2 separate regions of the Homo sapiens genome follow, and region 1 is linked to region 2. A link is a loop called in an ENCODE intact Hi-C map of the cell type or tissue named here. Cell type or tissue: breast epithelium. All regions are shown on one strand. Each heading gives the region's core, and the rest is flanking DNA. Links, peaks and the distances in the headings are about the cores only. Region 1 overlaps LOC105374618 (a long non-coding RNA gene). Region 2 overlaps LOC105374618 (a long non-coding RNA gene).

The links. Peaks named below come from ENCODE experiments on the same cell type or tissue, not always from the same donor. Only the 100,000 strongest peaks of a DNase experiment are listed, where the experiment ranks them.
Region 1: a loop joins it to region 2, with 24 times the contacts of the local background. A loop is called at or near these places in 1 of 110 quality-filtered maps.

The regions. Positions count from the first base shown.
Region 1 is chr5:2,003,247-2,019,543 of GRCh38, reverse strand. The region is part of intron 2 of LOC105374618 (a long non-coding RNA gene); the gene reads right to left. Among named protein-coding and RNA genes, the nearest start is that of CTD-2194D22.4, 120 kb to the right of the region's middle. In breast epithelium, for the core only: no CTCF peak of the experiment used is centred there; a DNase peak (open chromatin) is centred at 10,623; H3K4me3 peaks cover 1,343 bases; H3K27ac peaks cover 2,320 bases.
Region 2 is chr5:2,111,370-2,127,666 of GRCh38, reverse strand. LOC105374618 (a long non-coding RNA gene) reads right to left here. Exons shown (of 13, transcript NR_171679.1): 12 at 13,130-13,324; 13 at 8,281-9,637. Among named protein-coding and RNA genes, the nearest start is that of CTD-2194D22.4, 230 kb to the right of the region's middle. RefSeq lists an enhancer at 14,351-15,726. In breast epithelium, for the core only: no CTCF peak of the experiment used is centred there; no DNase peak of the experiment used is centred there.

The sequences.
Region 1 (16,297 bases), core at 3,133-11,132, 110 kb after region 2:
GCAGGAGGCTTGGGTGGGAGTGCTTTGAGAGAGACAGGTAGGGGAGATTGTCTGCGTGTGCATCTAACCCCACCCCAGAGACAATGCTCAAGGAGCGTGGCCCTGAAATCAATGTGAAATCAGCTGACTCTGTCCCCACCTAAGCCAAGCACAGGGCACAGGGCAGAGCCCAGACTTTGGTTCTAATTCCAGCCCTGCTCAGTCCCTGAAGTCCAAAGCCCCAGATAGGTCAACACAACCATAGGCCTCTCTCCTCTTTTCTGCTGACCTCCAGATGCAGTTTGGAGCCAGAGATGGGCAGACAGAGTGGTCAGCATCCTGTAACGCAGCTGTGAAATTCTCCCACCCAGTGAATCCAGCATCCTGTAACGCAGCTGTGAAATTCTCCCACCCAGTGAATCCAGCATCCTGTAACGCAGCTGTGAAATTCTCCCACCCAGTGAATCCAGCATCCTGTAATGCAGCTGTGAAATTCTCCCATCCAGTGAATCCAGCATCCTGTAACGCAGCTGTGGAATTCTCCCATCCAGTGAATCCAGCATCCTGTAACGCAGCTGTGGAATTCTCCCATCCAGTGAATCCAGCATCCTGTAATGCAGCTGTGGAATTCTCCCACCCAGTGAATCCAGCGTCCTGTAATGCAGCTGTGAAATTCTCCCATCCAGTGAATCCAGCCTCCTGTAACGCAGCTGTGAAACTCTCCCACCCAGTGAATCCAGCGTCCTGTAACACAGCTGTGGAATTCTCCCACCCAGTGAATCCAGCGTCCTGTAACGCAGCTGTGAAATTCTCCCACCCAGTGAATCCAGCATCCTGTAATGCAGCTGTGAAATTCTCCCATCCAGTGAATCCAGCATCCTGTAACGCAGCTGTGAAATTCTCCCACCCAGTGAATCCAGCATCCTGTAACGCAGCTGTGGAATTCTCCCACCCAGTGAATCCAGTCATGAATCATCAGGCCAACCGCACCAACTGTCTCCGTGCACTCGCTGATCTCTTCTTGGCTTCGTTCCAAATTTGGTTATAAATTTTTGTGGTACTCCTTCACCCCAAAAAACATTTCTAGGCCTGATTTCCATAGCACCTGCCACCACAGAAAGCACAGAATTGATTGTGTCTCTAAACAAATTCAGAGTTTGGTTTGCATCAGAGGAGGTGAATCTCTGCCACCCGTCCAGAGCGGCATTTAAGGAAAGGTGCGAGACAGCACGCAGTGCTGGACCCGAGCCTCGGAGTCTGCTCTGAAAGCAACTCCATTCTTTGTTGGAGAAAGACGCTCTGCATCCAGACACAAACAGCAACGGAGGTGAGAGGACTGAGGAAGACGCTCCGCATCCAGACACAAACAGCAACGGAGGTGAGAGGACTGAGGCCCTGGCAGACAAGCCGCAAGTGTGTCAGATGATTGACGGGTGTCAGATAGAAGCCTTTGATTTCAAAGTGACGTTGAGGCAATATTCAGAAAGCAAAACCTACTCAAGAAGAATTATATTTTGATGTTTCATAATCATTTCTACGGGGATTGAAGTCACCTTGTCCAAGCACTGTTACCCAAGGGTCCCTCTGGACTGCCTGCGGTTCTGCGGATTTGGGACAATATGCCTCCAAATTCACCAGGAGAGGTTTTCTTTGGTGTCATGAAAACCTCATAAGCATGTCACATCTCTTAAGCATCACTCAGGAGATTTGGAGAAGTTGGCTCCTTGTGACGAAGCCAGTGATAAGGTACAAAAACCTGCAGTTTGTGTTCTGTACAGGAGGGGGCAGTGGAGATGCCATCTTTGCATTTCAGGTCTCCACGATGAGGTTGGGACAAAGGTCTTCAATGTGCCCATTACACAGGTTGTAAATAAATAAATGAATACATATGTACATATGTACATACCAGAGGCACAAAAAAGTTTAAATGAATGGGTCCAATTCAGAAACTTGGATAATTTATAAAGGAAATAGGTTTAATTGCCTCACCGTTCTGCATGGCTGGGGAGGCCTCAGGAAACTTACAATCATGGCAGAAGGTGAAGGGGAAGCAAGGCACCTTCTTCACAAGGCAGCAGGAAGGAGAGTGTCGAACGAAGGGGGAAGAGCCCCTTATAAAACCATCAGATCGGCCAGGCACGGTGGCTCACGCCTGTAATCCCAGCACTTTGGGAGGCGAGGTGGGTGGATCACGAGGTCACGAGTTCAAGACCAGCCTGGCCAAGATGATGAAACCACGTCTCTACTAAAAATACAAAAATTAGCTGGGCATGGTGGCAGGTGCCTGTAATCCCAGCTACTTGGGAGGCTGAGGCAGAGAATTGCTTGAACCCAGGGGGCGGAGGTTGCAGTGAGCCAAGATTGTGCCACTGTACTCCAGCCTGGGTGACAGAGTGAGACTCCATCTCAAAAACAAAACAAAACGAAAAAACAAAAACCCTCAGATCTCATGAGAACTCCCTCACTATCACGAGAACAGCATGGGGGAAGCCCCCACCATGATCCAATCACCCCCACCCCGTCTCTCCCTTGACCTGTGGGGATTATGGAGATTATAATTCAAGGTGAGATTTGGGTGGGGACACAAAGCCTAACCATATCACCATATAATTGCAATCATCTTTTCAAGATCCCTAACCTGGGTTTGGTATTGGAGCCTGTGTCCCCTCTGAACTGTGACCTCCTGAACCTCCTCTTGCAGGGCCCTCACCATCTTCACAGATTTGAGCAGGTGACATCAGCAAGGAGAAGCAGCAGCAACGTTGGACAACTCAAAGTATGGGCTGCACAAGAAGCCGTCCGTCATGTACACAAATTAACCAGTCCTGAGGACTGCCCAGCTGGACTCTAGTTGCTGCTTCAAAGATGGATGTCTTTAAGGACATCTGGGAAGAAAAAGATTGTCACTTAAGATCATTTTCTACATAACCTAAAATTATTTCTTTACATACTTCTTGTCTCTGACCTTCACTTACCTCTACACTTCTGGCTATAATATACTTCTCCTAATACTGTTTGTTGTCCAGTATTATTTCATGGTCATGTTCTGCAATTGTATTGGGCTCTTTCACTGTTAATACAGGCTCTGGTTGTGTTTGCAGGAGCTCAGAGTTTGCTATCTATTTTCATGCCATATATTTTGCTGTTTTTAATACCATTTAACCTATGTAACATCAAAGCAAACATACTACAGACATAATTGCTATTTCCACAGACCCTGCTTTAATTAATTTTGTATGAACTTTGAGGTTCTCAGAAAAGAAATCTCCCACATGTGAAATTCTGAATATTTGGTTATGCTGCCATCAGACGCTTCTGCTAGTACCTTTCTCCTGGGCGCTGTCAGCGGCTCCCTGATGCCCTGGGACCCACAGCAAGGCTGGGGCCAGACGGATGCTGGCTTCACAGAAGCATGAGGACAGGTGACTCTCCGAGGTGTGGTGAGCAGTGAGCGGGTGGCTCCCGCATGCCACACTCAGAGCTTATTCCCCAGACTCTCAGGTGGCCACACACCCAGAAAAGCCTTGGTAGACCTCATTATGTGGGAAGGGCATATATTTAGAAGCTGAGATATTTTTATTTTCATAAAAAACGAATATTGTCAAGTCATTAACATTTTGGAAAACCGAGAATAAAAAATAATCCTGCAATCTTAGCCAGATATAAGTACTGACAACTTGTATATGTTTCCACCTGGGTTTTGTTGTTGTTGTTAACTCTTCTCTACATATCAGTTTTTCATAACAATCAAAGAATATCATGTCTACTTTACAGAAAGAGAAACTGAGGCATTTGGCAGGTGGGTAACTAGCCAGAGCCCTCTTCAGTCGGCGGCAGCCCTGACTGTGGGCTCCCCTGCAGACAGAGTGGTGGTCACAGCTGCAGGATCTGAATCCCCTCTGGGACCCACACACATGCACCGAGGCTGCCCCGGCCATGATAGACCAAGAGACTGCATGTGAGTGGGCAATGCCAACAATCACCCAATAAATCCCACTCACCGAACCACAGTGCTGACGCGTTTCCAGATCAAGGCCTTCTTGGGTTAATTTCATGTTGAAAATGTTCCCCATGCATGAAAAATGGTGGGAATGTGTCCCTTGTCCTTCGCATGCTCCAGAGCCGATTGGCCATTGTTTTAATAGGGTCCAGGTCTGCATGGCTGGAGGTCACTGTATTGAAACATCTTTCATGTCTGGAATTACTTTCTCAGGAAAGACTCTGGAATCAGCGGACAGCGCCCCCTGAGGCGTCCCCACAATGGCCCATCCTGGAACTTCTACACTCACACCCTCCTGCAGAAGAAGGAGTTTCCATTTCACCCAACTCCATCAAACTGAGTATTACCGCTTGCCCTATTTTACTGGAAAACAATGATTTCATTTGCATTTCTGATGTTGCTAAAGCATTTGAGTATTTCATTAATGTTTCCTGTCTCTTTCTCTTGTGTATAAGGATCTCTGGCTCTGCTGTTAGGATCTCTGTCTCCCTTTTTGGTTCATACGCTTCCAGCATATTCAAACTTTGTCTTCCAAACTTGTTACACACATTTTTGCTCTTGGCATTTGTCTTTGCTAAGAGAAGTCCGGCATTTTTTTTTCTTGCTATCAGAACAATACACATACATTGTGAAACTTTGAGAAACGAAGATAAACCAAAAGTACACATAAATATCCACAATCTTAATCACAAGCAAGAACATCGTGGTGAACATTGCCATGCATTTCTCCAGTCATTTTTCTCCGTGAATAAGTACATATTTTGTTTTTCAGAAATTGAATTGTACAGTACATGCTGTTTGCAATCCGCTTCTTTTTTTAATTTACTGAAGCACAAGTGTTTTCCTGTGTCACCAAGCATTATTCTCAGGGCACTGCTGTTTAATGGATGAATACAGTCTCTTGTGAAAGTAACACAATTTCTGTCCTGCTTTTCTAGGGCTGCACCACACACTGGACTGCTTTAAACAATAGGAATTTGTTCTGAAAGTCCCACCTGAAGGTGTCAGCAGGGTGCTGTGCCCTCTGAAATTCTGACTGACACCCTTCCTCGCCTCTCCCTGGCATCCGAGGGTCGCAGCCACCCTGGGTGTGCCGAGGGTTGTAGACTCGCCGCTTCTGTCTCTGCCCCGTCATCACAGGCTGTCCTCTGTGTGTCTGTCTCTGTGTCATTTTGCATGCAGCTCTCTGTCAAGTACACAAATTAACCAGTCCTGAGGACTGCCCAGCTGGACTCTTGCCACCGCTTCACTGATCCATGCACTTAAGGTCAGCTGGGAAGAAAAAGATTGTCTCCTAAGATCATTTTCTACATAATCTAATTTTTTTTAACCTGCTTCACATCTCTGACCTTCACTTACCTCTACGCTTCTGGCTATAATATCCTTCTCTCACTACTGCTTGTTGGACTCGTCCTACTCCAGGAGGACCTCGTCTTAGCAAATCACATCTGCTAGGCCCTATTTCTAAATTAGGTCCCGTTCTGAGGTACTGGGGGTTTGAACTTCAACATATCTTTTGGGGGACAATAACTCAACCCGTAACAATTTCTATAACCTGCTCCCTCTTGTTCCACAATGAAACTGCTCTCAGTTTTCTTCTTTGATCAGGGTTTCAGTTCCTGATCATCTGTACGTTTCCATGACCCTTCCCTCAGGGTTCACTGTCGGAAGTGGGATTGATCGAATGTTTGCCGTCTCCCGTCCCTGTGGAGTGGGTGAGGACAGGACTCCGCGTATTGTTGGCAGCCGTCCTCCTCTGTCTCAGCCTGGAGGGGCTACTCATTGTGTCAGAATAACTTGCAAGGACCCATAGAGGGAGAAGTTCACCTCAGAGCTTGTCCTGAGCCAGAGCCTGAAGACCGCAGTATGGATTACACAGGCCACGTGGTAGAGAGAAAGAGGAAACCCAGAGTTGCTCCAGCTTCCCTCTCACCCTCGTGCTGACTCTCAGGGAGCTTTCCACGCTGAGCTGAACGAGGAGTCCCTGGTCTCTGCGTGTCACTATGGCCTGATGACAGGGTCAATTCCTGGGCCCTCCCTAAGCCCCTGGGGTGTTCACTGAGAGCTCAAAAGTGCAGGTCAAGCCTGAAATGGGAAGGAGCATTAGGCATAGAAGTGGCTCCCAGCGTGTGGTCTGTGACGTGCTGTTGACATTGTCTGCCTCCCAGCTCAGGGCTCCCACCCCCCAGGCCCCAGGGTCCTCCATGGATGCACACAGGTGTCACGGGGAAAGCATTACTTTGATTTCTTGCAAAGTCATTAACAAGACAAGCAGTGGGGTAAAAAGTGCTTGTGATCTTGTTTAGACATGCCAAGTTGGAACACCGAGACCAGGAGGCCTCTGTCTGAACATCCGTCTGCCTGTGGCAAAGGTCACTGTCTCTGTGGCGCTCACCCCAGGGTCACAGGGCAGGGAGAGACCCCCAACACTGACCACTCTCCTGAGGGCTGTCACAAGTGGGCCTCGCTGAGACTCTGTGAATGAACATGTGACAGAAAGGGCACTCCTGGAGCTGCTGCCCCGCTGGGGCCCCTGGCAGCAGAGAGACTCTGCTTGTCCAGGTGACCGGGCCTCGCCTGGGCCAGGAAGCAATCACAGCGTCCTTTCTCCCACTCTCAGCCCTGCCTTTGTGCACTCTGGGGTCTGTTTCAAAGAAGGGATGTGTTCTGACCTCTTCTTAAATGTCCCCTGAGGCAGAAGTCATGGGCCCCTCATAGTATGCAGCCATAATTCTCTCGCCTCATTGGGTCACTGTGGCAAATCTCTCTCTCTGTTCTGTAACAGAAGTAGAAAAGTGAAGCACAAAATTTTTTAAAAACAAAGAAGCACTGACACAGATCCTGCAGGTGTCACACTTCACTTTCTGGGGAGGAGTTAATGATCCAGGTGAGATGTACACCAACCTTGATGAAAGTTGTCAGAAAGCAAGGAGGCCGGCAGCATCTTCAGACCCTTCCATCTCCCCAGAGAAGGGGAAAATGTCATCACTGGTTGTTATGGATCGAATCGCATCCACCTCCCAAAAGGTGCTGAAGCCCTAACCCCAGTACCCAGGAATGTGGCCTTTTTGGAAACAGGGTCTAATGTGGATATGATGAATGAAGAGCAGGTCATGAGGGAAGGCCCTAATCCAGCATAACTACATCTTTATAGAAAGGAGACATTGGGACACAAAGACAGACGTGTGGAGGAAAGGCAGTGTGAAGATGGAGGGAGACATCTACAAGCTAAGTAATGCCCATGGCCACCAGAAGCTGGGAGAGCCCGGGAATGGCTCCTTCCTCCCAGCCTTAGGAGGAACCAAGCCAGTTCAGCACCCTGACTTTGCATCTCTGAGCTCCAGGACTGTGAGGCAGTGCATCTCTCTTGTTTACGGCGCCTGTGTGTGGTGCTTGTCACACAACAGGGACAGGACGCTCATGCCTGGGCGATATTCAGAACCGCACTCACAAAAGACACACCTCACTCCACATCTAGACTCCTGGCTTCCTATGGACAGAGGCTCTCCTTAAACACCTCCAGACATCTAGCACAAACAAAAAGACACAAAACTTGCCAGAGCAACAGGACGTATATGCACACCGTGCTCCACAGCCACACAAAGAGAAGACACGTGGCGTTACCTGGCCCCAGCCTCCTTGACAGCCCAGCAAATCTCAACCCAGCCCCACCCAGTCCTGGGCAGCTCTGACAGAACCTGCTCTTTCCCGGCTCTTCCTGTTGAGGACTCAGAAACGTTTTAATTGCACTGAGGACCACATTTCATTTCTAATCTAGAAGCAGCCTGTGTCAAATGACTGTGCCTAGCTTGTCACTCCCACGAGCAAACCATGATAACAGCCAGGGCTGCAGGAGGAGGGCCCCGCCCTGCCCCTCCCCAAGGGCAGCTCACTTGTGTCCTGGGGTCATGCCCAGGGTGGCTGCCATTCCTGGCGCACACATCTCATTGTCACAAGATGCAGAGGCGTACTAGCAGGCTCCTCTCATCTGTAGCGTTTCAGGCAGGTAATAAACTACCCTTCATCAAACTCAATAGATATATTTTTTGTTAACACCTATGAATTTCTCCATTTGATGATCAAATATATGTGGAGACGTATTAATCAATGGACTACAATATGATAAAGTCTGATGCAATATCATAAAATCTATTGATATTAACTTATGTCTCCCTAAGTGGAGGTGAAAATTCTGTAATGGGGATGCAATCTAGTGTGATAGACACAAGCAGGGTGGCAAGGTGTCTGCAGGCTGATTGCTTGGATCTAAATCTGGGCTCTGCCACTGACCAGCCTTGGGGAGCCTTGGACAGGGGACCTACTCTTTCTGTGACATGGTCCCCACATCTGTTAAACGGGGTTAATGACAGGAGCTCCCACACAAAGGGCAAGAGGATCACCTAGATGATTGTCTGGTAACAAACGTGCTTAGAACATTGCCTAGCACCCTTCTTCCCTCCTCATTGCAATGTGGTAAACGGAAAGATCATGGCTGTGAAGCCACACACACTTGATTAGGATCTAGAGCCATACTCACTGCAGGGCCCTGGGCCAGTTCCCCAACTCTCTTTGAGAGAGATTATGACATTGACAAATAAGATAGTGCATTAGGGTTCTCTAGAGAAGAGGGCCAGTAAAATGTGTATATCTGCATGGAAAGAGGGATTATTTTAAGGAACTGATTCAAGCGATTCTGTAGGCTTGGCAAGTCCAAAATCTGTGGGGCTCGCCATCAGCGGGAGACCCAGGGAGGAGCTGATGGTCTCCAGGACTTACCCTGATGCTTGGAAGGAGGTCAGTATCTTCCTCTGATCATGAAGAGGGGGGTGGGAGGGCAGTCTCCTGGGAGGCTAAGGCTGCACCCACCAGGCATAAATCTGTGAAAAGTGTCTGAGCGTCTGGGGCCGCAGGTCTGCATTGCAGGCAGCAGGTGAGCAGTGCAGATAAGGGCAAGTTCAGTTTGCGTCCACAGGCGTCTGCTGGCAGAACCCCTTCCTGAGGGAGGAAGGCCAGTCTTCGTCCTGTGCAGGCCTTAAACTGATTGGATAAAGCCCCACACTATGGAGGGTCCTTTAATTTACTCAAAGTCCACCCATTGAAATGCTAATCTCATCCAAAAACACCTTCACAGAATTATCCATAATAATACTTGACCAAGCATCTGGGCACCAGGGCCCAACCAAGTAGACACGTGGCATGCAGCCGCCACGAGGACTTTGCTCCGGAATCTGTGGTCCCCGCTCCCTACCTCCAGAGGTGCTCAGGCAGACCCCAAATAGCAGCCACTGTAGCAACAGCAGCAGGGCCTGGGGAGGCCGCAGCCTGGACAATTGGAGCATGTAATGACTATGGATGCAATGGTTCAGATGCGCAGTGGACGACGAGCATTAGCTCCAGCCTCATGGAGGAGACCCACAAGCGCCCCCGCTGCAGAACCTTCTGCACGGCCTCTGTCCAGCAGCCCCTGTGCCATCCTCCCACAAGTTGACCCTTAGCTCCTGGAAATGAGGATCTGCGTGTTCCCAGCACCAGGCTGGACAGGGATGCCTGTTGGAACTACTCCGATCCCCCATCCCCTAAGCCACCGGGACCTGATGCTGGAGGACTGGAGATAATGTTGCCCTAAAGCCGAATGGCATTAAATGGTACCAGGATGGCCCCACGGCATCAAGTATCATTTTATGCTGCAATTTAAGCATTAGGAACATAACTTTTCTCTGATTTTCTTGAAATGTTTTATACACAGAAGGGCTAAAAATGAATCATTCAGCAAAACATGGGTGCTTTCTAGGTATTCATCGACTCACTTATTCATATTCCCATAAAGCTACAAGAGGCTTTCAAAAGTTAAACTACAGAAAATGTACACAGTGGAAAGCTTATTGGCTTTTCTTTTCTTCCATGACTACAGTCAGAATCACAAACCAGGCTCAGGATGAATCTTGTTGCTTCTAAAGACGGCTGGAGCGAGTATGTGCACCACCAGCCCATCCGTGAGGCTAACTAGACACAGCTGTTAGGTAAATAAGCTTCCAGGGGAACTCAGAGCACAGATATTCAACCACAACGAGGGCCCCTGGCAAACACAACCCCCAAAGGTACACCTCGCAGCCTCCCCTCTGCACATCAGATGCGGGACGAGCGGCTGCCTCTGCTCCACTCTTACAACTGATGTGAACACCCACAGAGCAGGTGCAACAGTCCAACCCCGCCCAGGCACACAGCTGCAGCTCTCCACACTCACCCATCCTCATTCATAGATATAAAGCCACGGCATTTCCCAAATAATAAAACTTTCCACACCCACAGGCTCTCTCAAGGGGGCTGTGAGCCTCATAAGCTGGAGGGTTTGCACGACTTACCTGATGCTTGGAAGGTGGTCCATGACTCCCTCTGACCATGGTCGGGGAGGGGCCTCCTGGGAGACTAAGGCTGCACCCACCAGACACAAAGCTATGAAAAGTGTGTGAGCATCCAGGGGAGGCAGGTCTGCATCGCAGGCAGCAGGTGAGCAGTAGAGATGAGGACAAGTCCAGGACCCTGAGGGCTGGCCAGATGTCCAGCACAGGCACAGCCCTGGAGGTCTTTAGGGCATCGTCTGTTGCAACCCTCAACACCCCCAAAAGAAAAGAAAATCAGGAAGCCACAGTGGTGGCCCATTTGTCAAGGTCTCTGCTTGCTGTGGAGAACGATAATTTGCTCCATAAATAATAAATTAGACGCGTGTCCCTGGGACCTGTTCCTGGAATACCTGGCAGAGCCACTGTGGGATTCCAGGTCACTGCAGGCCGCCATTCTCAGAGACATCACGACAGATCTGTTTAAAGTTCTTGCAGTTACCCAGCGTTGATGGAATGTCTTCTTGGGGTCTCACTAATTCTATCTAGATGTGGCTGAGAGTCAAAAAATGTCAAGATGTAAAAACATCCTTTTCCAATTACAAAGAAACGCAAAGGATTCAGCCCGTGTTCCATGTCTCTGGGCTGCTACAAATAGTATTTAGTGTGATTATTTTCACTGGGATTTCAAGGGTTCAAAACCAGCCACATAGAAAAGATTCCTTTTTCTCTCTCTCTCTTTCCCGAAAGCCCACTCCATCTGCCTGTCTAGGCAAGCCCGGAATGTAAGGGGCGGGCAGGGAGTGTGGCCAGAGTGATGAGCGGGGCGAACGGCCCCCAGTGAGCTCCGGAGGGATCCACACCCCGCCTGTCTGTTCCCTCCTGCCAGCAAGGAGGGCTTGGGAAGGAAACCGCGGGAGCCAGGCGAGCCGAGAAGCATTCACAGCCGCACGCCAGGAAGCAAGTTCACGCAATCGCTCTCACCCCACTCAGCAGCCAGGCCAAGAGGGACACTTAACCCTCCTCAAAATCCAGCCAAGAAAACAACGGCCCGGAAACGGGGGAGACGCGGGGCTCCTCGCCCGGCCTCCTGCAATCTCCAGGCCTGGCCAGGAGACATTCCCGAGCGCTCGCTCCGGGGGACCTGTTCACGCTGGGACCTGTTGCTGGATGGCTGAATGCAGCTGGACAGAATTCCAAAGTCACCGCCATGCTCCAGTTCCAGAGGCCCCTCTTTCCACCAAGTGTGGCTCCCCGCTGGGGTCGCCGCTGCCTCCCCCTCCAAGCAGCTCAGGCTTCCTGGGCCCCTCCGTGGCCTCCCTCCCGCTGGCTCCGGGTCCTCCTGGCTTCTCAGGTCCCTACAGGGAGATTTTATGAGCTTGGCAGGACCTCGGGTCCTGGCTGCTCTCCCTCCCTCCGGGCACCGTGACATGTAGCAGAGGGGTCTTTTCAGAGAGTTGCCGATGCTGTGGACAAGCGAGTCACGCCCAGGGTGGAGGCTCAGGCCGCGACACATCAGCTGTCACTGGAGGACCCCGCCTGCCAGCTGCCACCTCCGAGCCACATCTCGGCCGCTTCCCCCGGCCCCCGATCGAGGCTGTTGCCAGCCCAGGCTGCGGGCTTAGCAGGGAGGCCACACAGGGTCACCCGGACAAGGGGACGGTGCCTGCCTCCACCTCCCTGGGGTCCGAGCCGGCGGGGACTTGCCCCCGGAGCGGGATGGGAACACGTTTCCCTCAGGCTGAGGCCGTGCCACCCATCTGCGGGAGAGGCTCTCCAACATTCATTGTCATTCCTCGTTCTAAACAAGAGACAGACAAACGGACTGCTTGAAGGCAACTGTAAAAGCTTTTGAAAGGAAAATCCCAAGACAGCCACCGAGTCAGAGGCTGCGTGTCGTTCAGTTTCATGGAAACGGAGACCCCCGTACCACACCCAGAGTTCACCTGGAGGCGCCGGGGCCGCGGAGCTGGAATTTCAGACGCTGCCGGTACAGCCCTGGTCCTCCCCCGAGGCCAGTGGACGGGCTTGCCCTGAGACCACTCTGTCATCGCCCAGCAGACTCGAAGCCCAGTGGATCTACCCTGGCCCCAGCAGCAAGGGGCCACGTGGACGCCCCAGGGCAGCCCTGCTCCCCAGAATCTGCTAGGAGACAGGATGGGTGGAAGCCTGGCCTGTCTGTCCATCATCCCCCTAGACCCCCGGACTCTGCGGGCAACCCAAGCTCTGTTCTCCCACAGGCACCTGCAAGCTCCTTCGTGGCTGCCCCATGCCTGCGAGGCAGTTGAGGAAGACTCCACGTTTCGGCAATAGCGAGACTGCAGTGTTACTGCGAGAAACTCACGTGGCTGAGCCCGTGTTCCCTTTGGTCCGTGTCACACACATCCGAGGCTCATCAGCCTGGTTCCCTACACCAAATGTGGAGATGTCGTTACGCAGGACCGGTGGTGACCGGAGTCCCAGACATCCTCAGCCTCACAACAATGGCCCCCCATCCAGGGTGTGGCAGGGGTGGGGAAGACCATGGCACGTGGCTCCCGTGACTACGGATTAAGTTAAGTGGCAAAGATAGGATTAAGGTGCCTCATCAGCTGACCCTGAGTTAATCAAAACAATAAGCTTTTTCTGGGTTGGCCTGGCCCAGTCACGTGAGCCGTTTAAACCTGGGTCTGAGGTTGGGGAGGCTGAAGTCTGCAGCAGGTGCTCCCTGTTCCTTTCAGGAGTTGCAGAGAGGGGAGGAAAGAGACCTGCCAGCAAGCATGGGCTGGGAAGAGGACCCTGAGCTTCCCATGAGGCTTGCTGACCTCAGCCTGCCAGACCTCAAGCAGAGAGCTCCTGAAACTCTGCCCCGACTTCTGGCCCAGTCTTTTTGGGCTGAGAGATAATGTTTGTGCTAGTCAGTTATGAGCAACAGATAACTAATATAAGACCAGGGAAGTAATCACCCCAGGGTGGACATCTGAGGCGGGGCGAGTGCATACAGCGTGGATATAGGTTTGTCGTGGCACAAATCCTGGTTTTTTCCCTGCTCAACCCCAGCTTCGGTGAAATTTCTGGTAGATTCCATAGCATGTCAAGTCACTTTCATATTAAAAAAATTAATATGTAGAGTCTCTGGGTCACAGGTCAGCCTGGTCTTAGTCGTTTAAACAATGACCAGCTGGGGAAATCCACTGTGGCTGCAGCTCAGACACGCAGCAGGCTTGGAAGTCCTCCCGAGGCTGGTGCGTGGACTCCTGATCTCCCGACCTCCCGCCCCTGCCCTCATCGGCCACTTCTGCCTCCTGCAGGTGTCAGCGGGAAGGCAGAGAAGGATCCAGAAGAAAGGCACAGAGGTGAGCCAGCGGTCACGCTACTGATCTTCAGCTGGGCGGCTTCCTGCCGATTCCCCCATTTGAACCTCACTCCCAGGTTCTGGAACGCGTCTCACACCCGTCTTCTCCCAGGATGGCAGCCCGTGGCCGCTCCCAGACAGCCGCAGCCCAGCTCCCCAAGAGTGTCCCTGGCCCCCTAGGGAGCAGCCTCTGAGCCTCACCTCAAGGAAGTTCCAGTGCCACTAGCAGTCTGCCAGCGAGAGGTACTCGACCCAGCTGTGCGTCGTGCTCCAGACCCAAACGGCTACCCAGGGGGCCCTTGCGTCTTCTCACTCGGCTTCAGCTGAGGGTAAAGCCCCCACCCCATGGAGAGAGTGTGGCAGAAATGCCAGCAGCCCTCCGATCCTCTAGGAAACCACCTCTCAATTCTCTTCCGCACTCCTTCACACCGCATCCCGCTGTGCCCTAGAGAGGGCTGGGAAATGCCCCTTTCCTGCCCCACACAGGGCTCTAGCACCTGAAATGCCCCTTTCCTGCCCCACACAGGGCTCCGGCACCTGAAACACCCCTTTCCTGCCCAACATAGGGCTCCGGCACCTGAAATGCCCCTTTCCTGCCCCACACAGGGCTCCAGCACCTGAAACGCCCCTTTCCTGCCCCACACAAGGGCTCCGGCACCTGAAATGCCCCTTTCCTGCCCCGCACAAGGGCTCCGGCACCTGAAATGCCCCTTTCCTGCCCCACACAAGGGCTCTAGTGCCTGAAACGCCCCTTTCCTGCCCCATATAGGGCTCCAGCACCTGAAATGTCCCTTTCCTGCCCCACACAAGGGCTCTGGTGCCTGAAATACCCCTTTCCTGTCCCACACAAGGGCTCTAGTGCCTGAAACGCCCCTTTCCTGCCCCCACACAAGGGCTCTAGCACCTGAAATGCCCCTTTCCTGCCCCACACAAGGGCTCTGGCACCTGAAATGCCCCTTTCCTGCCCCACACAAGGGCTCTGGCACCTGAAATGCCCCTTTCCTGCCCCACACAAGGGCTCTAGTGCCTGAAACGCCCCTTTCTTGCCCCACACAAGGGCTCCAGCCCCTGAAATGCCCCTTTCCTGCCCCACACAAGGGCTCCGGCACCTGAAATGCCCCTTTCCTGCCCCACACAAGGGCTCTAGTGCCTGAAACGCCCCTTTCTTGCCCCACACAAGGGCTCCAGCCCCTGAAATGTCCCTTTCCTGCCCCACACAAGGGCTCCAGCACCTGAAATGCCCCTTTCCTGCCCCACACAGGGCTCCGGCACCTGAAATGCCACTTTCCTGCCCCACACAGGGCTTCGGCACCTGAAATGCCCCTTTCCTGCCCCACACAAGGGCTCTAGTGCCTGCTTTGGAATGTGGACCTTGGCATGTTCTCTCCGCTTTGGGGACCTCAACCGTCAGTACCGTTTTGATGCTCTGCTCAAGTCAACCTGGGAAGGGAAACTCCTGTGTCGCCATGGAACGTGTGTTAGGGTCACTGTGGAATGGCCAACAAGCCTTCCCTCCATGCTGTGCTCACACCCTGGGCCCTGTGACGTCCCATTGCCGCCCAGGGAGAGGTGAATTCTTTCTCCCCAGCCCTTCTACCAGGGCGGGCTTGCAACCTGCTTTGGCCAGCAGAATGCAGCCGAGAGTCCCTGTGCTCTGCGGTCCCATGAGCAAGACCAGAAGAGCAGGGGGATGAGCGATCTGACACAGCAGACAGGCCAGCTCCACTGAGGTCAGCCAGCCCCAGCCAACCCGAGTCTGCCCATAGCGCAGGAGAGTCCAGCCGAGAGCAGAGGAACCGCTCGGCGAGGCACAAAGGCAAATCACTGACCCTATCACAGCACTGCATGCTCAATAAATGCTTGTTGTTCTAAAGCGCCAAGTTTAAGCTGACCGGCATGCAGCAGGGGCTGACTGAGGCACAGGTTGGAGAGCCCTTGATATGAGGCCAGACCCAGCACCCTCACTTGGAGTCCATCTCCTTCCCCCGAGGTAGCACCACCAGGTCCCCCCTCTTTCCTCCGCCTCAGCTGCGCCGTGGTCACTGCTCATGTGGAATCTTCTCTTTCAAAGGCTGCTTTCCTATTGAGGGAGATACCTCATTTTTATCTTGACTGCCTGGGCCTTCCTCCAGACGCTTCTAGGCACCTGGCAGTTCTACCCAAAAAACCAGAGATAACACTGCTCTTAGGAGGAGTATCACCGTTGGATCAGTCACTTGCACACATTTGTAACCACCGAGACATGACCAGAAACACCAGTCTTCAGTGTCCCCAGGACATCAGCCTGGCTCAGCGCAGTCCAGGGAAGATGGAAGACAATCTCCCCCCTGTACCTCCCAGCCTCACCCTACACTGTCTAAGAAGAGTCCAGGGAAGATGGGAGACACTCCCCGCTGTGCCTCCCATCCTCACCCTATTCTAAGAAGGACTTGGGTTCCTTTATCATCAGGGAGAGATGAGAGGATGGAGCCCCTGCCCGGCAGACGGCCTCTGCAGATGGCAGAGAACAGCAGGGGAAGAAGAGTCCCTCCCAGGAGAGCGTTCCCGGCACAGTGGGGCTCAGCTGAGTGAGGGTCCTGAGTTGGATCGGGGCAGCTCCTCCCCGGCTAACAGCTCCACATTCACTTGAGCTGGCTCAATCCACGT
Region 2 (16,297 bases), core at 2,858-10,857:
TTGCTTCTGATCTCTCTGAAAGGTCGCCTGGCACCTTAGAAAACCTAAGCTCGTAATCAAAGTCCAAAGACCACAAAGTATCTTTCCCTTAAAAAGTCTACATTTTAATCTTAATGCTTTTTCCCTAAAAAAGAAAAAAAAAACTAGTTAGGCAGGATGCCTGTCTGTTAAGTAGACAGACAAATTGTGGTTACCCCCACGCAGTGAAATATTACTCAGCACTAAAGAGAAATGGTCTATGAAGTCACGAAAAGACACGGAGGAACGCTACATGCATACGGCAAAGTGAAAAAAGCCAGTCGGAAAAGGCGGCCTCCTGTAGGATTCCAACCCTATGACACCCTGGAGAAGGCAAAACGACAGAGACAGTGGAAAAATCAGTGTTTTCCAGGGACTCAGAGGAGGGAGAAACAGGTGGAGCACAGAGCAGGGAAACTCCTCTGGATGAGACCATAATGGTGAGTCCATGTCATCGTAGGCTGGTCCAAACCCACAGACTGTACAATACCTAGAGTGAACCCTCATGTAAACCATGGACTTTTAGTTAATAGTAATAACGTATCAATATTGGATCATTAGTTGTAACAGCTGTACTGCACTATTGCAAGATGTTAATAATAGGAGAACAAGGGGTGGGGCATATGGATGCTCTCTGTACTCTACACTTTGCTTAGTTTTTCTATAAATCTAAAACTCCTAAAAAAACTGATTATTTGTTAATGCACAATTTAGCTTACCTTTAATATTTTTCTTGGAAATTCAGGATGTGTTTTCCCCACACCAAAGCATGCTGTAGCCCTAGACCAGTGCTTTGGGGTCCTCTGCACCTATGGTGGCTGTCTCTCTCCCACCGCCAGAGTCTCTTCTACAAAACAGAGGAGCCCCCAGTCCAGCTGGCAAATCAGACTAACTTCCAGAACCCACCTAGCGCCTTCTGCTCTTCCTTTTTGGATAGGTGGAAAACCAAAGCTTGGCCTCACTCTTGGGCCCAGGACTGTGTCCCCTTCTCAGTAGCCCTGGCAAAGTCGGAGGAACCCTCTCTCCGGCAGGGCCCGACCATCGTAGGACAGCAATTCAGGACGGTCCCATAGGCATCCCGCCTCCTTTCCTGTCCAGAGATTAATAAAGTTTCCCCTTCAGATACGTCCTCAGCACCTGTGGGCATTTCACAAATTTAAATAGTGAGGAAAATACCATAACAATGTAATTTAATTTGCTTTTGGTTTCTTGTGAAATCTGTATTAAAGGAAACATGCCCAGATCCATTAACATTTTCCCTGCCCACACAAATGTGTTTTTCAGTTAATAAGCACCAACAGAGGTGACAGAGAGAATAGCACGGTCAGCACATCCTTCAGCCTCCTGGCGCCCACCGCCCTATTTACCTCCCGCTATTGGGGCGAATCTGTCACCCGTGGAAAGGTTCCCCACCCTCAGCTCCTCAGTGCATTTGCTCCACACTGAGCTGCAGCAGGCTCCCCGTTCATGGGACACAGTCTCCAGCCATGTCCCATCCCACAGCCTCACACTGGGCTTGGAGTCCATGGTCCATCCCTGCGAGCACCTTCACACACGCCTCCATGCCTTTCCCCCCATCCTGGGAAAGTGCCAGCAGGGCAGGCCGTCTTCTTCCTCTTCTGAGCCTGTGCCTTAAGCAGCAAAGCTCTGAAGATAGAAAGGTCCCCCGCCCAGTCTCCCCACCTGTATCCATCACCCTGCAAGCTTACTGTCTGTCTGGGCATCTCGCTCTCTCACCTTTAGCAAAAGTTACTCAGAAATGTCCCCTCCATTGTCAGCCTCTGACTTTTCCAACTCTCTTATAACTCTCAGGAACGAGACCGATGTTGGAAAATTGTCTCTACAGCACAGACGAAGTAGAATCCACCAGAGCACAGATCCACCCCCAACACCCAAGTCTACACCCGTGGGAGTTGACCCCCCTCCTTCCTGCTGAGGAGCAGCAGCTGACTGCCCTCCCCTTGGCCTGCCCCTCCTGGGCCCTCCTCCCAACACTCCCTCACAGGGTCCACCTTACAAAGTGCACTGTGGTCTCTCGCATTGAATCAAGATTTAAAGCTACTCTCCCTGGAGCCACATTCCACCATCCCAGCTGCTTCCCCACATCACAGATGCTCTTCCCTTCCCCTTACCCCCAGGCCACTGCAACCTGTATCCCACCCACCTTCCATCAGGACAGCCCCCAATACTCCAGCTGCTGCTACAGCTTCATCTCATCCTGTGGGCTTCCTGGGTCTCCCAGCCAGCCAGCCTGCCTTCCTCCTGCAAGCCCTGCCTGTCCCTGCCTTCACCACCCATCCTACCTGGCGTGTCCTCCTGCTGCTCCCCTGGGCTGCTCCCTCTGCTCCACCCCCTTAAAATGCAGGGCTCTTCAGGCACGGTCCTGGGAATCCCCACCCTCTTCCACTTCATATCAGAGCTCCTCAAGAAACGTGGCATGAAGGGGCATGGGCATGTCCAGAGCCATTTTCTGCCCCATTCCTTGGGGTGTCTTGGAAGTCTGCTGCTAGAACCCACAGCCTCCCGGATCTGGCAATAGCCTCTTCCCTTTGCCCAATATTATACATGCATCGATTACATGGATGCTCTGAAGGGCTTTGTCCCTTAGGGAAGGCAAGATAAATGCTCAGTTTTCTTACCTTTTATGCAGCAGATTTTTGAATAATGAGCTGGTTCCCTAGCAACCTCTGAAGGTTGATGCTGATGGTTGTGATTGTTTTAGCACAATTAGGAACTCATAGGCATTAATGAGAGTGACGCTTTTCCACCCATGGCCTCGCCACCCTTATGGATGTTCAGATTGGCCCCTGCTGGGCCAGTGGGGGCCTCTCCTGTGGGCTCCTGTGTCCTGTGACCTGGTTCTGGTTGTCACCGAGCACCTCCTTGCTGTCTGAGGTGACAGATGCTCCAGAGCTGTCCTTTCTACTTCCCGCCCTACACCTGGAATCTGCCAATAGGCCAAGCAGCCCTGGATTCCTGTAACTGATGACATTTGGAGACTAGCGTGCTGGTGTGAGGGTGCTCTTGGTACCGGATTAGCATCGCGTCCAGGCTGCCCTAGAGAAGAACTGGAGAAGCACACGTCATGAGTACACCCTGGCATCACGGAGTCAAATGCCAAATTGCAGCTGTCTGGGCTGAACACCATGGTTTTGAGCTGCTTCTGCCCATTCCTCCTGCAGAGCGTGACTGTGAACCCCGGGCAGGAGGCAGGAAACACCCAAGGGGGAACTCTGGCTGGCAGTGCAAAGAAGGGGAGCTGCCTTGGGAACCCAGGACTGAAAAGATAACACATGGCAGGGCACCTTAAGTCCCTAACCAACTAAGAAGACCACTCAGACCCAGCACTTCTCAAACACAATGGCAGAAGGCAGCCCAGGGAGGCTCATTGCTCTTGGGATCAACCCGGAGTTCTTCTGACACCACGCGAAGGACTTGGCATTGCTAGGAAAGAGGATCAATTGAGACCTTCAGTAACAATCAGTGCCTAGGGAAGCATCTCTTTCCCTGTGAGCCCTGGGACCCCCATGCCAGAGACACTGGGACAGCTGGGGGCACCTGGGGAGCCCCTGTGACACCTGCCAAGTCAGGCCCCTTCCTCCTCCTGGCTGGAGACTCCTTGTCGCTGCTAGGAGACACCCGGTGCCCTGGCCTGGGGAAGCCCCTTCCACCCCAGAGGCGGTCCCAGAAGAGACCAGTGTGAGCCTCACGAGCAGCAGCTAAACCAAGATGAAAACAACCCCACAAAGCCCTCAGAATAAACCACTGGAACCACAGCTCTCAAAGGAGGCCGGGACCTGCATGCCAAAATACAGCAGGGGGACTGCATGCTGAAATTAAAAAAGCAAGTAGGACCCAGTGTCTCCTAACATGAGAGACAACATGCCTAGGGTACAACAACCCACGATACCAATAAACAAAAAATCACATTCTGAATTTTAGAAGACAATCAATTGATGACAGCTCTCTGATACAACCATGTTTCCAAAGTTAAAATTATCTAACAAAGAGTTTAAAGCAGCAGTCATTAAAATTCTTCACCAATAAATTACAAGTTGCCTTGAAAGAAATTTTAAAAATTTAGAAGTTACAAAAACTATCCAAATCAAAATCATAGAACTGAAAAATCACAACGATGGAACACTGATTGGAAAGAAATTTTTAAAAATCACCACAAAGAAATAGAAGTTACAAAAACTATCCAAATCAAAATCGTAGAACTGAAAAATCCCAAAGGTGGAACACTGACTGGATGGGCTCAACAGTAAAGTGGAGATGACAAAGGAGATGACCAGCATACTTGAGGAAAAATTAATAGAATTTACCCAACCTGAGAAACAGAAAAATAGAATGAAAACAAATAAAGAGACCCTCAGGGACCTGTGGCACAGTAACAAAAGGTGCAATAGTCATACCATTGGAGTCTCAGAGAGATGAGAGAAACAGAGTGTGATATAGTTTGGCTGTGCCCCCACCCAAATCTCATCTTGAATTGTAGTTCCCATAATCCTCACATGTGATGGGAGAGACCTGGTGGGAGGTAATTGAATCATGGGAGCGGTTTCCCCCATGCTATTCTCATGATACTGAGTAAGTTCTCATGAGATCTGATGGTTTTATAAGGGGCTTCTCCCTTCGCTCAGCTGTCATTCTTCTCTCTCCTGGCGCCATGTGAAGAAGGACATGTTTGCTTCCCTGCCATGATTGTAAGTTTCCTGAGGCCTCCCGAGACAAGCAGAACTGTGAGTCAATTAAACCTCTTTCCTTTATAAATTACCCTGTCTCAGGCATTTCTTCATAGCTGCATGAGAATGGACTAATACAGTGTCTGAAAAAGTATTTGAAGAAATAATGGGTGAAAACTTTGCAAGTCTGGTGAAAGACACAAACCTACACATACAACAAAGTGAACAAACCCTAAATGAAATACACAAGAAACAACAACAGCAACAAAAGAAACTCACAAACTCGCCCCAATTAAACTTCTGAAAATGAAAAACAAAGAAAAAATCTTGAAAGCAGCCAAAAAGAAGCAGCACCTGACCTACAAGGGAACCCCAAGTTGAATAACAGCAGCTTTTTTACCCCAAAACTTAGAGCAAAAAGAAAGTGGCCCAGCATTTTTGTAAGTACTTAAAGAAGAATTGTGAGCTATGAATTATATAGCCAGTGAAACTGTCCTTCAGGAATGAGGAGGAAATGAAGAAATTATCAGAGGAAGGAAAATTAAAAGGATTTGTTGCTGGCAAATTTAGTCTTGTAAGGTTTTTACTGAATCTCTTTAATTGTGATAATACTTAGAATATTTTACCCAAAACTATCTACAGATTCAGTGCAATCTATATCAAAATTCCAGTGACATCACAAAAAAAAACCTTAAATACCCAGAGCAATCTTGAGCAAAGTGAATCAAGCCAGGGTCATCACACGAACTGATTTCAAAATCTAAAACAAAGCTATAGTAATAAAACAGCATGGTACTGGCATAAAAACAGCAGAAACATAGACCAGTGGAACAGAATAGAGAGCACAGAAATAAATCCACACATTTATGATCAACTGATCTTTGAAAAAGCTGCCAAGAGAAACTAATGAGGAAAGGAAAGTCTCTTCAATAGATGGTGCTGGGAAAACTGAATATTCACATGCAGAAGAATGGAATTAGACCCTTATCTCACTCCATATATAAAAATGAACAGAAAGTATATACCGACCTAAGACCCCAAACTGTAAAACTACTAGAAAAAAAACCATAAATATTAAATAAAGACATGGTCTAGCTCTATCACCCAGGCTAGCATGCAGTAGCATAATCATAGCTCATTGCAGCCTCTAACTCCTGGGCTTAAGGGATCCTCTTGCCTCAGCCTTCCAAGTATCTAGGGCTACAGGCATACACCACTGTGGCCAGCTAATTAAAAATAAAAAACTGCTTTTGTAAAGATGAGGTTTCACTTTGTGGCCCAGGCTGGTATTGAACTCCTGGCTTCAAGCAATCCTCCTGCCTCGGCCTCCCAAAGTACTGGGATTACAGGCAGAAGCCACCATGCCCAGCTGCGAAAAGCTTCTTGACATTGGTCTGGGAAAGATTTTTTGGATATGACCCCAAAAGCCCAAGCAACAAAACTGAACATAGATAAATGGGATTGCATCAAACTAAAAAGCTTCTGCACAGTAAATCAGCAGAGTGAAAAAGCAACTTACAGAATATGAGAAAATATTTGCCAACCATGCAACTAATAACTGGTTAATATCCAAAATATAAGGAGCTCAAATGACTCAGCAGCAAAAAACCAAGTAAGTTGATTTAAAAATGGACAAAAGACCTGAACAGACATTTATCAAAAGAAGATGCACAAATGACGAATAGGTATATGGAAAAGTGATCAACATCAGTAGTTTTCAGGGAAATATAAATCAAAACCACAATGAACTCTCACCTCACACCTGTCAGAATGGCTACCATGAAAAAGATGAAAGATAAGTATCAGTGAAGATGTGAAGAAAAGTGAACTCTTGTAGACTATAGGTAAAAATTAAACTAGTATAGCCACTATGGAATACAGTATGGAGGTTCCTCAAAAAATTAAAAACAGAACTACCAAGAGATCCAGCAATCCTACTACTGAGTATTTCTTCAACCTACCTCAGTGTGTCCAAGGGGTATCAGCTCTCCCCTGTTCATCACAGTATTCAAAATAGCCAAGATATGGAACCAACCTAAATGTCCACCAACAGAAGAGTGGTTAAAGAAAATGTGGTATATGTACACGATGGAATATTATGCAGCCATAAAAACGAATGGAATCCTCTCATTTGTAACAACATGGATCAACCTGGAGGACATCATGCTAAACAAAATAAGCCAATCATAAAAAGATAAATACTGCATGATCTCATTTATATGTGGAGCCTGAAACAGTTGAACTCACAAAAGCAGAGAGTAGAATGCGGTTATCAGGGCCTGGAGGTGGGGGCAAAAATGGGGAGATGTTGGTCAAAGGATACAATGTTTCAAAAAATAATAAATAAAAATTTATATTTTTATAAATAAAAATAATATATTAAAATAAATATAATAATATATTAAAATATATTAAAAATAAATAAAAATATATATTTTTTAATAATGGTAGTACTTTCTCAATTGATTATTTTGAAAACCTTTAGGATTGCTTTTACTGGAAGGAGGAGAAATGGTACCTACAAGATCCCCCAGACAATCTGTCAGTCCATGGATGCATAGCAACATCGTGTAGTGAGCAAGTATGATGAAACGGAACTGCGGGGTCTGCCATGCCCTGCTCTGTCTGTATCAATGCTGGGTGAGTTAAGAAAATTCAGCAGCTAATGAAAGCAGCAAAATTATCATTTATCATCTGGAAAATCCACAAAGTGCCTGGAAATTCTTGACATTTTCTGGAATGCTTCCTGCCAATGCAAACACATGTAATTTTTAATAAACGTGTTCAACACCATCCCAATGTGTTTTACTAGATTAAAAGCACTTCAAAATTTTCCACATTTTCCTCTAATCCAAAACGCACTCCTGGGGGCTGGCAGGGGTCAAGTGGGAAGCAGTCTGCTGAAACAACACTAAATGAATGTCAATAAATACTCATTATTCCAAGAGGAAAAAAAATGTTTTATCTATCTTGGAAAATATTTTTTAAAACTTAAATGAGCCTGAGACACAAAATCAGCTTAAAAATCTATATCTCTAGGGAAGAGGAACTAAAGGGGAAAAAAACCTATTCCTTATCAAAATGATGAGAATAAGAGTATTGCATGGCATGAACAAAGTACTGAAAGAGATTTCCGTTTGACCCGGTCACGGCCCATCTTGTAGATTTGCTGCAAGATTTCTGGGCTGCTCCAGGCTCCGCATTAAAGAGCCCTTGGCTGGGAGGAAGCCCTGTTCTTCTTCAACGCCCTCAGTCCGAATTCCAGTGTCACACAGCAGTTCCATCATATTAACTTCAGAAATCTCAGGTTAAGAAAAAGTATTGCAGTTATCTGTGAAACTGTATGAAAATAACTCAAAGAGGGGATAAAACAGGGAAATCAGCTATTCAAAGAATACAACAGGCTTGGTCACATTTTATGACAGATACTTAAAATATGTATCATAAACAATTAGACCCTTTGGCTTTTCCTGAAATCCCATTCCTCACCCCTTAACTTGCCAAATTGAGTCCACGGTAGTATAAATTGACAGTTCATGTTCTTGAGGTTATAGACTTTATGCCTGACTCCACTGTAAATATTTGATAAGATATATTTTGGCATTTATTAGAAATCAAAAGTACAATTCTGAGAGCTTTAATAAGGACCTATGACAATTATTTATTTTTAAAGAACCAGGAAATGTAGAAAATTAGTTGCCTGTCCATAGGGATCTTATAATTTCTTAGTAGTCAAATATCAAAGGTTTTACAAACAAATTTAAAAATCATCCACTTTAAGTGGAGCGAAGCTTTTATCTGACGAGATGGTTGGTTGTTGTCTTAACCATCTGCCACTGCATGTGATGGGGCTTTATGTTCATGCTCAGGAGTGTGGGCAAGTGCTCAGAGCTCATCTCACAGGTGACCTGAGATTCTTGAGCCCCTCGGTGCTGGAAACCGGGTCTCCTCCACGGGCTCCTGCACTGCAGTGGAAAACAGACAAACAAGTAGACAAACAAGAATGTAAAGTGGAGATTTGTGATTTGGTGTTTATACACCACAGAGTTCTCTCTCATAAGATGATAGGAAATATGATTCAGAAGTTGGCATTAGTTATTAGTAGTTACATGGTAGTAACAGTGTCAGGTAAAAATGTGACAAGCATTTAGAATCCCTCTCCCATTACCTCCCAAGGAGAGTCTGCACAAGCCCCTGTTTTCCTTGCTGGATGTGTGAATGACTCCCTGCATAGAAAAACTAGGAGGAGGTTTTCTGAATGACAGTGGGTCCTCACCCTTGCTGGAGAACACAGGAGGAAAGGAGCGAGAGGGGAGGAGGCAGCTGAGAGTGTGGGCCTGGGAGGGAAAGACACGAAGACCGTGCTGTTGAGTAAATTTCAGCGATGCTCCTTCTACTGGAGAACACTTGCATTTCTTTTAGAGGCTTCCTGGAGTGTGTGAGTGTGTGTGTGTGTGTGTGTGCGCGTGCTGACACAGCATCCTAGTGAAATGAGCCTTAGGGAAGGAACATGGCGCCCAGGTCTTAGTTGCACTGTCTTCATTTGTTGACTGTTTTCTGGATGCCAAGTTCTCTGGTATTCCCCTGTGAGTCAATAGACCAGCAAATAGAAGAGCCTTGTCTTTCTTACTCCAATATCTGTGATCTTAAAAACCACTACTACAGGGCAGAGAATTTCTCCAAGCAAAATCCAATTTGGGACTAAAATCGTGGAATGGGTTCTTAGGGGTGTCCGTCGCTCCCCCACTGGAATTACTGATCCCCACAGCCTCTTCCAATTGCTGCATCGTAACTGCTACACGTTGGCCAAGCAGAAGCTTGCATTGGGCGGGCTGGCTGGCATTTGTGGAGGCCACCAACTGACTGGAAGAGCCTGGACATGGCTCTGAGGTCTCATCACTCCTCCATCGGGTCCTGCACACACCAGAAGATGCCTGGAGAGAAACGTGAGATTAAAGATTGGTAAGGGAAAGCAAAGACTGTAAACATGCCATTTTCCCCCAAATCCAGGAAATCTTAGCTTTCTTGTAAGAAATAGTAAGAAAACCTTTGAAGAAGCAAATGAAATGTTTGCCTGACTGTCGTCACGCTTCCTGCATACAGACACAAAAGTTCCACGGGCATTGGGCAGTGAAGGAGATAGGAAAATGTGTTCAAAGTAGTCGTGCTTTCCTTTCAGACATCGGAGAGTGCTCCATCTACTCCCGGGGGACCTGGCTCTGTGGGGAGATCGGGAGGGATGAATTCTGAGTGCTCTTCATTGATGACATGAAGAAATGGCCGTGCAGAAAAGATAACTGATGAATCAAAGAACTATTCTTCACCCCATGGTGCCGCAGGAAGCTTTGTAGCTGTCACGGATTCCCAGGAACTCCGTGTGTTGTGACTTAGTCTCCTGTGTGATGGTATCTCATGATGGGGCCTTTGGCAGGTTATAGGTCATGTGAGTGGGACCCTAGGAACAGGATTTGTGCCCTTAAAAAACAGGCATGAGAGAGCTTCCTCTTCCCAGCGCCCTCGCCACCAAGAGAGGACACAGCGAGAAAACGCTGTCTGCAAACCTGGGGGAAGGCCCTCACCAGACAGCAGGTCTCCTGGTGCCTTGACTTTGGACATCCCAGCCTCCAGAACTGTGAGGAAGAAATGTTTGTTGTTTGAGCCACTCCATCCACAGCTTCTGTTGGAGCACCCTTAGCTGGCTAAGACAGTAACAAACATTTAAAGAGATTAAAGAACCTAGAAATTCTGGTAGAAATGGGTGCACAGCATCTACAGGCAGCAGAGCCAACATTTACTAAACTCCAGGACATAGTAAACAACCGATGAGCAACGGGTGGGTCCTGCTTATGCCAGAGGACGCTGGTTCTGCAGGGGCAGTTAAGTTGGCTTTGAATCCTGTCTGTACCCAGACACAGGGTCTTCAGCAAGTCACTTGGCTTCTGTGCTCTGTTTCTCTCTGCATGGAATGGAGGCCACAGCATCTAAGCAAGAGGGTGGGGTCACAGAGGGAACACCACAATATCTACAAGAGGTGCTTAACACAGGATCTGTGTCTGGTTGGCGAAGAAGAAGGTGCCATTTTCTTTTCCGTGCTTGGCAGGGAAGGAACCCATCACCGTCTGCTGTGCCATGGCTCTGGTGCCTTCTCCCCCTCTGCAGTGATATGACTGGCAGACAGCGTGCTTCCGGGTGCTCCTCCCACCCGTCCCACCCATGGCTGCAGTGATCATAGTTCACAGGCAGCCTGGACTCCACAGCCAGGAACAAGGCTGGCTGAGACATTCCAAGAAGCTGCTCTTTTCCAGGCATTGTGCTGAGCACCACCCAGGCATTTAACCCTCATACAAGCCCCAGGAAGAAGGATGATCATTCATTATCCAGTTCAGGGCAGAGATGGTGCTTAGTCTCTCTATGGCCACAGAGTTAAACATCCAGCCAGAATTCAAACCCAGATTTCCTGACATCTCAACTCCTAATTAAAATTAACTTCAGGCTTCCTTGGCAAATGTACCAGGCATCTTGCTGTGGCACCAAGGGTCATGTGGGGGAGGCCTGGGCAACAGGTGCCTCCTGCCACTTCACATGTCAGTGGCCTTCCCCTGGCCCAAGCACCCCACAGACACCCAGACATCACATTTTTAATTATAATAGTTATTTCACTTTTACTCTGTACATACATATGTCCTAACTGCCTCCACAAAGACCTGCAGAAGTTTATAGAAACTGAGAGAAAATAAAACAACATAGAAACGTAAGTCAAACATTGGTGTCGGAACCCACCGACTCATCACCCTTCATAGCCCAGGAGGATCTCTCAGTGCTGATGACACTCTGCCCAGGACGGAGGCTGGCGGCAGCTGCTGGAGGCACAGAGGGTGCTGCTTCTGCTTTATGGGCCCTGCCAGCCTCAGGCTCAAGCAGGCATCAAAAATCTTTGCTTTTACTTGAGCCACAAAAGCCTGTCATTTTTCTTAAAGATCCTCATTTAGCTGGAAATCCAGTCATCCTACAACTTGACTCTTGTCCCCTTCGTTTGCAAGAATATGCACTGAAGTTTGACCTCTGTAACTGATACGGTTTGGCTGTGTTCCACCCAAGTCTCATCTTAAGTTGTAGCTCCCATAATTCCCACATGTTGTGGGAGGGACCGGGTGGGAGATAACTGAATCATGGGGGTGGGTTTTTCCCATCCTGTTCTCATGGTAGTGAAGAAGCCTCACGAGATCTGATGGTTTTATAGATGGGAGTTTCCCCGCACACGCTCTCTTTGCCAGCTGCCATGGAAGACATCCCTTTGCTCTTCCTTCTCCTTCTGCCATGATTGAGGCCTCCCCAGCCATGTGGAACTGTGAGTCCATTAAACCTTTTTTTTTAATAAATTACCCAGTCTCAGGTATGTCTTTATCAGCAGTGTGAGAACAGACTAATACAGTAACCTAGAACACCTGTAATTCAGGTGAGCTGGGGTTGACCTTGCTCTAACCTTCTAAAGAAAGTCCATCCCCCCAACGTGGGTATAATTTTGTTAACCACTCCCATCTTGAAGACAGTAATAAAGGACAATTCCTGATCTTGAAAGGGAAGCAGAGAGACAGAAATGTACCATTCCCCTGATGATTTGACATGGGCAGGAAGAAAGCCATTCCTTTAAAAAAAAAAATCAACAACAACAACAAGGATTCTAGGGATTTTGAGGGTACTTTTAAGGGAACCAAAAAGATCTCTCTGACTTGGCAGGAAGGGCAAGCAATGTGGCCGTGCCAGCAGGGCCATCCTCCAGGGAGGGGGAGTGGCCCCTGCTCAGCAATGTGCAAGCTCCAGGCCACATGCAGTGGGGCCTCTGAGGACGACATCCCAGCAAGTCTATATGGTGGCCTTTGCACGAAAGTCTGTGAATCTCTCCTTCCTCTTGGATAAGGGGAGAGGTTGGATACGAAAGGACCTCATTTTTCCCTCCATGTAGCTCTCCCGCAGTCACAGGCTCATGCCTAGACCCAAGTCATGCAAAGCCTGAGCACCAAGCTTTGCAAGAGCTGGCAGCCTCTGCAGTGGGACAAGAAGGGAAGGTACAAAGAGCCTACAGGAGAACTTGCTGGAAATGATCTGCAGAGGGAGGCAGGGCAAGAGGCCACACTCCACAGAATCGGGCCAGCTCCCCTCCCAGGGAAGCCAGGGCCTGAGAAACTGCACTTGGAGGAATCTGCCAGGCACCATGGGCTCAGGCCATTGTGCACAGCACACAGGCCACTCATTCCACATTTCCAGAGAGGGCCATTCATGTAGACCACGGTGCAAACTGGGCCTGTTGGAGGGGAACAGCTTACATTTACACAATCCTCTGGGTCAGCCCTGAGACCTCCCACTCGACCCACCCACCAGCAATCTCACACTCCAGGTCCGGGGAGTATTGACTCCTTCTCACTCACCATTCGCTGGAAGGGGATCTCGAATGATGGGAAGGACGGGGATAAGTGACCAGCACCGATGCTTCTGTACTGCTTGGTTTAATCATCAATGTCAACCCCACCTTCATACCCACGTGCTTTTGTGAGACACTCAGCGATCCTTACACAGATGACTGGCATGGATGTCCATTTGGAGCAATCACTTTGGCTTTTATCCTGAAAAGGCAAAATCTTCAATGATCAATTATGTTGCAATTTTGAGAGTTATAACTGCAAGAGGAGAAACCAAGTGCCACAGTTTAATTATACACTTAAATCTAGATTTGCATAGTTCATCTCAGTATCTATAGAAATTATTAGGTGCATAAAATTGTATCTGCCATTTGCAACAGATACTGATATCTTTCTATACGTATGGAGTTTAGCAAAAAGCCAATTCACTAATATGGAATTTTCCTTAAAAAAAAAATGACCTTGGTTCATAGCTGTAAAGTCTCCACCCTTGTAGAGCTGAGCTCATCCCATTCACAGCCCACAGGATGCTAAGTGGATTCTCCCAGCTGCAGCGCACACCCCAGCCCACTCACGATCCCAGAGGTGTGGGCAAGGGCTGATTCCAAAGACTTCAGTTTTGCAGGAAAGGACAGACAGGAATATAAAGTAAGTCTAGAACCAGGGACATGATTATCCCCCAGGCACCTTCTTCACTCACTGGAACCCTCGCTGTGACCCAGCATGGGGCTGTGCTAGCCGGCAAGCTCTGTCAACACCAGAGCAGACTGGTGCAGAAACAGGCAGTCTTAAGCTGTGGGCAACATTTGATCAGGCAGGCAGAAAAATTCTTCCGACCTTATTAGGAGTTTCAGGGCAAAGCTAGTTTTACCACAAAATATAGCACCAGGAGTATGTTTTCCAAAGTCTATCATTAAATTTGGCCTCCTAGGAGGCAACTCTCATATCCTTATCCTTCTTTAACCTATGACTAGACTGACATTGTTGAGCGTGCCATGTGTGTGACATGTGTCTTCCTCTACGTCACTGAAGAGTCCAAAAGTACGAGGAAAAAATGATGTTCAAGCATCAACTGTATCTAAAAGCGCATTGTTTATAAACAGCCCCTTGACCAGATTGAGAAATATTAAAGGCTCATATTTGAGAAGTCATATTCCCCAAATGGGATATTGGCAACTCTTCCATTTTTTGTCCTTATTCTTTACAGGAGACACAGAAGCTGTCGCTTCTCAGGCCCATATCCAAAAATTATCTGGTCCGAATATTCTTCTGTGATGCTATTTTGCAGGGTTGACATAATCAGGGCGGCATAATTCAATTTTTTTAATTAGCCATTTATTATAGTGTGGGCAAGACATAAACATTTCCATGAATCACACACGTAAATAACGGAAACTAAAAGTAAAATGAATTTTCCCTATCGGCAGGGTAATAGTTTAATTGTACACAGTTATTCTTACATTAAAAGCTGCATACCTGGCAAGCTTTATCGGGTAACAGGGACTTTTAAATGTGCCAATGTTTCTACACAAGTAACGTGGGTCAATTGCAAAAGGGATAACCATAATGATTAAATCATTAAAATTTTGTCTACGCTTCACAGAGCATAGAGAAAATTAACTTCCCACCAACCTCATTTTTCTGCTGAACATGAAATAATGATTTTCTGCCAGTATAATTACAAAGCTAACATCTGATAGAGTCAGCATCCAGGGGGGATTATCACAGGCATGAGTATTAGACCTCATTACCAGCTTGACTGCAAAATTATTACATCTTGTAATTGGAGGGTGAGATTTATATACAGATTGGCCGGGTTTCTGTAAGATTGTAATTACAAGCTTCGTTGGTTTGCTACTTATCACACGGTGCAGGAGGCGGCAAAAACAAGCAGAGGGAAGGCCATTTCATTAAGCTGTAACCCTATCAAGGGAGGAGCGCTGTAACGTCCCTGTATTTATTAGGCCAAACAGAGCTGTTTGCAGAAGGGGAGGCCATTTATTACCGCCTGACAAATGGGATTTCATTTATTTAACCTCGGTGATCTATTTCAGTAAAATGTACAAACGAGCCATCCATTTTATGATTCCGGAGTCAACGCTCAATTATCTAAAGGGCTAACTGAGTGTTAAAGTGGCCATCTGCTAGGATGAATTCATTGATTTAATTTGCTCCACGTTGCTGAATGATTCCGGGTAGGCGAGGAGGTGGGGCGGCTGCCTGAGCGGGGCCGGGCGCCCCGAGTGTGTGCGCGCGTGTGCCTGGATGTGCACGCGCACGTGTTTAATCCTCACACAATGCAAGGAGGCGATCAATAGCAGCTTAAATTTTATGAGACAAGGAGTTAAGTTGTTCAGCTCAAGCCAGAACACCTTTGTTCTCCCACAACAAGTAATCTCCGCGGCGGAATTAATATTGACAGACTGGCTTCTTTGTGGCTAATTTGGAGGGCACCCGGGCCAATTGGCGGGCGGGCGGTGATAGAGCTGTTATTAGGGTTCATTACGCCCCGCGCGATCGATGCCCCGGGCCGCCTGCAGGAAGGAGGCGCGCGCCTGGGCCCCGGCCTCAGCCAGTCCGCACTGCACTCCGGCTTTCAAAAGGCGGCTTTTGCAAAATAAATAAATAGGAAGGAAATAAATGGGCGTTTCTTGGCGAGGCAGGTCTCGGTGTTCTGAGCCATGGGCTTGGGGAGGAGGAGAGGAAATGCGGGGAGGGCGGCGCGGAGGCGGTCAGGCCCTGCTGTGCTCCAGGGACCCGCGTTCCCCAGGACTGGACCCCGACCCCAGCGGTGGCTCAGCTCCTTAGGGTTCGATGCCCCCCGCCTAGTCCTTGCCAAGCCCCACAAGCCGGCTCAGCCTCTGTGGAATGAACAGGAAGGTTCCATGGCAGGAATGAACATTTCCGGGGTGGGGCAAACGGTCTCTCTAGGGCGCTCACACCCTTGCTTAGGCTTTGGGAGTGTTTTTGTCACAGACATCTTCACCACACAGAAGGAGCCTGCGGAGCTGGTGCTCACAGGGAAGTTTCTAGAACATTCCTCTCTGCAAGATGCTGCCTCTCTCAACTCTGAAAGGGCCCTAGTGGGTACAAGCACCCCTCAGACAATAACTCATCTATCTTGTGGCCAACTCAGCGCACATGAGAAGCTTTCCAGAGTGGGCACAGGAAAGCCGT